2 separate regions of the Homo sapiens genome follow, and region 2 is linked to region 1. Evidence: read pairs that join two places in POLR2A ChIA-PET (ENCODE). Cell type or tissue: IMR-90. All regions are shown on one strand. Links, peaks and the distances in the headings refer to the core of each region. The heading gives the core; the rest is flanking DNA.

Region 1 (4,399 bases), core at 322-4,321:
GGCATTTCTGTAGAAATTACTTCAATGGAAATACTTTTTTTTAGAAAGAATAAAATAGAAATGTTAGATATATAGATATAGACACATAAAACCAACACAGTAACAGATAACTTGACTCAGCTAAGGAAAGAATCAGTGAACCTAAAATTGGATTGGTATTATCCAATCTGAAACACAGAGAGAGAAAAAAAGGAAAAAGAAAAAAAATTGTAACAGAACAGAGCCTCTAAGAGCTATGGGACAATATCAAGAAATATACACATAATAGAAATCACAGAAGAAGAAAAAAGGGAGGAGAAGAAATCGTTGAAGAACTGTCTAGAATTTGCCAAATATAAGAAAGACACCAAACCACAAATGCAAGAATTTCAAAGATCAAGCAACACAGATATAAAAACAAACCCAAAATGACAACAACATGCATATAGACACAAAGACAAAATCATGTGGCCATCAGAGGAAAAAGACACATTATATAAAGAAAAATCAAGAATTACATTACACTTCTCATCAGAAATTATTCAAGCCAGATAACAATAGAGTGACATCTTTAAAGCATTAGAAAAAAGCCCGCCAATCCAGAATTCTAATAAAAATATCTTTCAAAAGTGAAACACAAAAACTTTCTGAGGAAATCATAAGCTGAGAGAAAGTATTATTAGCAGCCCTCCATTACAAAAAGTATTAAAACAAGTTCTTCAATTAGAAGAACCAGAGAGAAACTTACCTAAGAAGAAATGAAAACTGGTGAAAATGGTAAACATGAAGATAAGTATAAAATATACTTTTTTCTCGTTTTTAACTACTCTAAAAGATAACTGTTTAATGGACAAACAATAGCAATGTAATGGTTTAACAGTATATGTAAAAGGAATTCATGACAATAACAATACAAAGAATTAGGAGTTGGGAGTATGCTGTTAAAAGTTTCTTACAAGTGAGGCTGTATAATTACTTGACTGTAACTAATGAAAGATGTACACTGCAAACCCTAGAGAGAACACTAAAATTTTTTGAAAAAGAGGTAAAGTAATAAGACAATAATAGAAATAAAATATAATAATAAAAATGCTCAATCCAAAAAACAGCAAAAAAAGATAACAAAAAGGAGACGGAACAAAGGAAAAAACAGCAAGATATTAAATTCAAAGCCAACTGCACCAGTATTTACATTAAAGAAAGGGTTTTAAAACACCAATTAAGAGACAGAGGATGTCAGATTGGATAAAAAAGCAAGACCAAACTATATACTATCAAAAATAACCCATTTTAAATAAAAAGATAGGTTAAAAATAAAAGTATGGAAAGAGATGTCTCATGTAAACAGTCATGAAAAGAAACCTGGAGGAGCTTTATTAATATGAGGCGCAATAGGCTCCAGAACAATGAATGTTATCAGGGATAAAGAGTGAAATTAGGGGCCGGGCGCAGTGGGTCATGCCTGTAATCCCAGCACTTTGGGAGGCCGAGGCGAGTGGATCACCTGAGGTCAGGAGTTCGAGACCAGCCTGACCAACATGGTGAAATCCCGTCCCTACTGAAAATACAAAAATTAGCACGGCATGGTGGCTCATGCCTGTAGTCCCAGCTACTTGGGAGGCTGAGGCAGGAGAATCGCTTGAATCCAGGAGGAGGAGGTTGTAGTGAGCTGAGATGGTGCCATTGCACTCCAGCCTGGGCAACTAGAGTGAAACTCCATCTCAAAAAAAAAAAAAAAAAAAAAAGGGAAATTATATCGTGATAAAAGGGTCAATTTACCAAGAAGACATAATCTTAAATGTGTTTGCCCCTAAAACAGAAATTTAAAATACATTAAAAAGTATTTCTTCTTCCAAACAAGATGGATTAGACTCATTTCTCCGCTAAGTACAACTAAAAACCCTGATATATAACAGACAACTATAAGAGAACTCTGGAAAGTAGAAAGAGGAAGATGGACTGGCTAAGATCTCAGCATGTGAGGAATGACACTGTGTGTCACCCTGGGGTGTCTTTGTATTCTGTATCTTATAGACTATGCTCTGGAGAAGTCCAGAGCCATCAAGAGAAACAGACAAAAAAGCCTCAAGAAAAATCTACTCTTTATAAGCAAAGGACTGAAAAAGAGGGTACCCAGAAACCTTGATAATACTTGACCTACCCAAGCAAAACACTGCTGATGCTCCCTGCCCTGTGCAGTATTATCAGAGAGCAAGTGGGGAGCATGGACTTCTACCCATCAACCAGAGGTGGAAGGGGTCCTAGTGCAGGATGTCCTCCCATAGCAACAATGTCAGTGGAAGCCTAGTGAGGAGCTCAGACTTCTACACCCCATCCAATGATGGCAGCTGACAACTGCACCCTCTCAACTAATAACTGAGAAGAGAATATCAAAGAGAAGGAAACTGGAGAAAAGAATTCCTTCAGCCTGTGCAGGGCATCCCCGACCAACATGTGAAATTGTTTACAATTAATATGCCAAAAGGTTTGAAAACTGAACCACAGTGTGGAATATCAGGTATTCACAACAGTCTCTAGGTAGCAATTAAATAAAGTAGACCAAAATAACATTTCAAGGGATCTGGGAACTAAATCATCATTAGAACCACAGCCTACAAAAATAGGCCAGGATCTGCATGCTAAACTTAAACAAGATGACTTCCTGCTAAATTAGAATATTTAAATAGAACCTAGAATGTCATTAGAATATAAAAAATACTCAGAATACAATTTAAAAAAAAACTTGACATATTAAGAACCAGGAAAATCACGACTCGAATGAAAAAAGACAAGATGCCAATACCTGAGACAACCCAGTTGCTGGAATTATCTGACAAGAATTTTAAAGCTACCATCATAAAAATGATCCAACAGGCAATTAATGCTCTGGAGACAAAACAAAACTGCTACAGTATGAAATACTTTTGAGAGCCTTGAAACATGTAAGTGTACATGGATTTACATGTATATATATGCATACATGCATGTGTATGTATATATGTATCCACGTGTGCGTATGTATATATATGCACATATATGCATATATTTCCCAGCTTCATCTGCTCAAATAGCCTAGAAGCAAAGACACCAAGTAGCAATGAGCATAGCTGGTAGCCATATCTTGGTTTCACCAATAAAAAGGACCAGCGCTCCTCAAAGAAATGGCTGATTTCAGGGCTGGGGCATGGAAGAGCAAGAAAAGTCTGCAATATCTTGTTATGTTAGAAATAAGAAGACGGTAATGAAAATAATGGGGGTGTATGTCATGAGGACAGGAATTAGAATGAAGACACTCCTGCTGGCCAAATGTGGAAAAATACAAACACGAAAATAATTAAGAGAAGTAATGAGTTAAAAATCTGTGAATCCATATTCATAAGAGACAAATAAGAAAATAACAAGGCAGGCCGGGCGCAGTGGCTCACGCCTGTAATCCCAGCACTTTGGGAGGCCAAGGCAGACAGATCACGAGGTCAGGAGATTGAGACCTTCCTGGCTAACACGGTGAAATGCCATCTTTACTAAAAATACAAAACATTAGCCAGGCATGGCATGCGCCTGTAGTCCCAGCTACTCGGGAGGCTGAGGCAGGAGAATGGCGTGAACCTGGGAGGCGGAGCTTGCAGTGAGCCGAGATCGTGCCACTGCACTCCAGCCTGGACGACAGAGCGAGACTCCGTCTCAAAAAAAAAAAAAAAAAAAAGAAAAAGAAAATAATAATAAGGCAGAGGGAAGGGCTCTTGTTTTCAGAATCATGCCAAGTATCAATTAGCAACTGTGAAACCAATGCTAAAGTTGAAAAATCATCATTTTGCAACTATCACAGAAAAGAATAGTTTAGAGAAAAATTACCAAAGGATGCTAAATATAGGGGTGAAATCTTAATGAGGTATAGAATAGCTACATAGTGTTGAAGTGTCTCTGCAGACTTCTTATTAGTAGCAAGGCAGCGGATGTAAAGTATAAACCAGAGAGAAACTGGCCAGGTGATCAGGCCTGATATCACAAATGAGGGGTACACAGATGTCAAATGGCTCTAGATGTAATATTCCGAAGACAAAACATCACTTATATAGTATTCTGGCCAGGAAGGCATAATCTGAATTTTCTGCCAGAATGAGAAGATTTTACTTGAAAAACACACACACACAACAAAGACTGTATTCTTTTAAAAGGCCAGTGTCATAAAAGACAAAGAAAGGCTGAGGAATTATTCTAGATTGAAAGAGATTGAAAAGATATTACCACGAAATGCAATATGTGATCCAAAACTGGATCATGTACTGCAGGAAAAAAAATCTACAAAGGTTATTATTGGGTCCACTAACAAAACTGGATAGATGAATAAAAGTATTATAACAAAGTTAAATCTACTACAAGTACTAACTACAGTGGCAATAAAAGAGAATCTTTTTTTCTT
Region 2 (4,399 bases), core at 279-4,278, 67 kb before region 1:
TGCAGTGCAGCAGCACAATCTCAGCTCACTGCTGCCTCGATCTCTTGGGCCCCAGTGATCCTCCCACCTCAGTCACTCATGTAGCTGGGACCACAGGCGTGTGCCACCACAACCAGCATTTTTTTTTTTCCTTTGGAGAGATGGGGTCTTCCTATGTGGGTCAAGCTTGATGTTTTGATATATGTTTACATTGCAGAATGATTCCATCAAGCTAATTAACATATCCATCACCTCACATACTTAACATTTTTTGGGTTATGAAATTACTTAAAATCTACTCATTTAGCTTTTTTTTTTTTTTTTTGAGACAGTCTCACTATGTCACCCATGCTGGAGTGCAGTGGCATGATCATAGCTCACTCTAACTTCAGACTCCTGGGCTCAAGTGATCCTCTCACCTCAGCACCCTGAGTAGCTAGGACTACAGGCATGAGCCACCATACCTGGCTAACTTTTTTTTTTTTTTTTGGTAGAGCTGGGGGTCTTGCTATGTTGCCCAGGCTGGTCTCAAACTCCTGGCCTCAAGCAATCCTCCTGCCTTGGCCTTCTTGTAGCAATTTTGAAATACACAATACATTATTATTAACTATAGTCACTACTCTGTGTAATAGATCAGCAAAACTCATTTCTCTTATCTCACTGAAACTGCACACCCCTTGATCAATATCTCCCCATTCCTCAACCACCCACTCTTCCATCCTCTGGTGACCAATATTCTACTCTCTGCTTTTATGAGTTCAACTTTTCTAGGTTCCACATATAAACAGGGTCTTGCAGTATTTGTGTTTCTGTGACTGGCTTATTTCACTTAGCATAGTGTCTTCCAGGTTCATCCATGCTGTTGAAAACAACAGGATTGATTTCCTTCTCTCTTAAGCCTGAATAGTATATTCCATTGTGCATATATGCCACACTTTCCCTCCCTCCCTCCCTCCCTTCCTTCCTTCCTTTCTTCCTTCCTTCTCTTTCTTTCTTTCTCTTTCTTTCTTTTTGAGACAGAGTCTTGCTCTGTCGCCCAGGCTGGAGTGCTGTGGCCTCGGCTCACTGCAACCTCTGCCTCCTGGGTTCAAGCGATTCTCCTGCCTCAGCCTCCTGAGTATCTGATATTACAGGCACATGCCACCACACCTGGCTAATTTGTTATTTTTAGTAGAGATGGGGTTTCACCATGTGGCTCAAGCTGGTCTCAAACTCCTGACCTCGTGATCTGCCCACCTCAGCCTCCCAAAGTGCTGGGATTACAGGCATGAGCCACCACGCCCAGCCGCGCTTTTTTTTAACCATTCAAGGCAATATAGAGACAAACGCAAAAGCACAAATGTCCAGGCCTAGTTGAGAAGCAGGTTCAGAGGAGCCGGACTAAAGTTTGGTTCAAGAAGAGAGCATCTTTGTCAAAGGCAGCAGAACCAGATGCTTTAGGGATAATGTATAACCAAAACAGAAAAGAGGGAGACTTCCCTTTCCCTGGTTAGGTACTAAAGTAGCTCCAAATTGCATATTTCCAAAAAACTACCTAAATGGCTACTTATCTTGAGCTTTCCAGTTTGAAAAGAGCATGGAGTTTGAAGTCAGACAGATATGGGGTCAAATCCCAGCTCAGCCACTGATTAGCTCGTTGTGTGACCTTGTGCAGATCAAGTCCCCTCTCTGAGCTCCCGAGTCCTCATCTCTAAAATGGCAATCATGAAATTGATCTCACAGAGTTGCTATGAAGACTCAATTAAAAGAGAATGTCTACAAAGAACCAAGCATAAAATATGAGCTTCATCAAGAAGATTCACAACTCCTATTACCAGTAAAAAATGTAAAGCCCTAAGTAGTTTTCACACATAGGGCTCCTCTGCCCTGTACCAACAGCACGTATGGGGAGTGCAGGAGTCACAGAATGGCAGAGGTGGAACTGCTCTCAGGTATTAACTGAGCCCAGGGCTTCTCACCCCAGCTCAATCATCTAGGGTAGCTTCCGGATAACATCACCTCCCAGGTCCAACCATAGGCCAATTAAATCAGGATCTCTGGGGACAAAGTGCAGATGTCTGTGTTTTCCAAAATACAGGAATGAGTTCTGTTTGTTATGTAGATGGAGAGAGTATAGAAAGTTTTCATCCCCAGTGTTCCCTGGGTCCTTTCTCAGTCTCCTCTGGGTTCTGAGGTGCGGCACACTCCAAACCCTAACCTCAGGAAGCTCACAGTCTGGTTAGAAATTCCAGCACGCTCCTAAAAATAGAACCAGTAGTCCCAGGCATGATGTTCATTCAGCAAACATCTGTGGTATGAAATTCAGCCCACATGGAAGCACTGAGGCCATGCACAGCCCTAGCTCGAGGCCATGCACAGCCCTAGCTCAAGGCCAGCAGGAGAAGGGACAAAAGCAAGATACCAGAATAAGATAAGATAGGTCTTTGGAATTGAAGCGTTTCCAAATGTGAAACTGACAGACACCCTAGAGGTCCTGGGCTCCAGATCCTTCATTTAAAGGGTACAAAAATTTGATTCCTAGAGGAAGTAACTGACATGCCCCATCTGCATAGCATGTTACTAGACAAAGTAGGACCTAGGGGGTCCTGAACTCTGCTCCAGAGACCTTCACTGAAACCCACTGCCCATGAACAACAAGAGCCAGCTGCTTTCATTCAGGGGTGTTGGAGGAAAGCACCATGAAGGAGGTGGGCAAGGACTGGGCTCTGGGGGAAGGACATAAGCAAAGGCATGGGTGCAGAACTCCCTTTGCACCTGGTTATCCAAGCGCCCTAATTCCTCACACCAGCCCTGTCAATTCTTCCACCCCGCCCTCCGCCACCTTCCCTGGCACAAGGCTCCTTCTTGCTGAAGTATTCACAGCTGGAGCCCTGGATTCTGGAGGGCACCTCAGCTGGGATTTCTACATTGCATTTTCAGGACTGTCCCACTGGGCCCCTCTGGGGGAAAGAGCAGGATGAGAGAAGACAGCCTCTGCACCAGAGAGGTCACCAAGCTAATTGGGCAGGTGCCCGGTGCCTCCCTTCCTTTCTGGAGCAGCTCTTCCAGGATCCTCTACAGAGACTCTTGTGGGGGTGGCATGAACAGCTCATTTGTTAGTAGCAGCAGCAACCAAGGCTGAGGGTGACATAGCATGGGATCTGAGACAGCGGAGGGAGGCAAAACGTGCCTTCCGTCACCACAGATACCCTCTGCCTGCTTATATCTGAGCCTGCCCTCCAGCCCCCACCCTGCTCCTTGGCTCCTCCTGAAGCCCCTTACCTGTCTCCATTTGTATCTATCCTTCCACTCGCAGGGGACCATGGGTCCTGGGCGTGCCATATGCCAGGTGCTGGAGATACAGAGAAAACAACAAGGTGGGATCCTTTGCCCTCCAGTAATCATGAATAAGTCAGAGAAAGAGATTTAATGAATATATATAAAAGACAAACAGCAGGCCAGGCCCTATGCTAAGCCCTTTTGTTTTTTTTTCAACTCACAGTGCTGAGAGGTAACGGGGTTTGTGCTGGACAGAATTCTAAGGTAGCCCCAAGATTCCCAGCTCCCGATGCACATGCTCTGTAAAATCTCCTCCCATTGGGTCCTCCCCAGCGGTCAGGCCCTGGGAACATGATGGGGAGTCACTTCCCTGACTGGGTTGTGTTATGTAAGACTCTGTCCTAGCAGGCTGGAGAGAGATTCTCCTGCTGGCTTTGCAGATGTGAGTAGCCGTGCTGGAAGAGGCCCACATGGCTAGGACTTGAGCATGGCCTCTAGGGGCTGAGATCAACCTCCAGCTGAGAGCCAGCAAGAATACAGGGACTCTGCCCCATAGACAAAAGGAACTGAATTCTGCCCACATCCCGAATGAGCTCAGAGGAGGACCCTATCCTCTAGATCACCATGGGGCCCCAGCCAACGCCTTGATGTTGCTTTGTGAGACCCTGAACGGGCAATCCAGCTCTGCTGTGCCCAGACTCTGAACTATAGAAACTGCGAAATAATAAAGGATTGTGAAACCACTGTGTTTGTGGCAATTTGTTATGCAGCAACAGAAAAATAATTCGGGGTGCTATTCAAAATATCCAAGAACTGGCAAGAAATGGGAACCAACCCATCAAAGAACACACAGGCAGTAAACAACTGTGGTGTGGGCAGAACATCAGTCTTGCAGGATGGTTTTGCCATTTTATAGATGTGAAAACTGACGTTCAGTGGAAATTGACTAGCCCGAGGCTTCATAGCTAATAGGAGGCAGAGGCAGATTCATTCCCAGGCCTTCTGGAAAGCAGTTCAGTGTAGCAGCTAAGAGGATAGGCTTTGGTAAAGCTGATGGAGGGCTTTGAATGCCACCCTTAGGGATGTGGACTTGATTTTCTAGGTAATGGCAAGGCACTAATAAAAGTCAGTAACATGCCAGGGTAGAATAGAATGATAAGAT

What was found. ChIA-PET counts read pairs that join two places held together with the same protein. Peaks named below come from ENCODE experiments on the same cell type or tissue, not always from the same donor. Only the 100,000 strongest peaks of a DNase experiment are listed, where the experiment ranks them.
Region 2: POLR2A ChIA-PET joins it to region 1 with 7 read pairs; 2 of 35 experiments call an interaction of 5 or more read pairs at or near these places.

What each region holds. Positions count from the first base shown.
Region 1 is chr3:8,916,617-8,921,015 of GRCh38, forward strand. All of the region lies in intron 7 of RAD18 (RAD18 E3 ubiquitin protein ligase), which reads right to left. Among named protein-coding and RNA genes, the nearest start is that of RAD18, 45 kb to the right of the region's middle. In IMR-90, for the core only: no CTCF peak of the experiment used is centred there; no DNase peak of the experiment used is centred there.
Region 2 is chr3:8,849,639-8,854,037 of GRCh38, forward strand. It overlaps LOC107984112 (a long non-coding RNA gene), which reads right to left. Exons shown (of 2, transcript XR_007095814.1): 1 at 3,241-4,399. Among named protein-coding and RNA genes, the nearest start is that of OXTR, 82 kb to the left of the region's middle. In IMR-90, for the core only: no CTCF peak of the experiment used is centred there; a DNase peak (open chromatin) is centred at 2,253.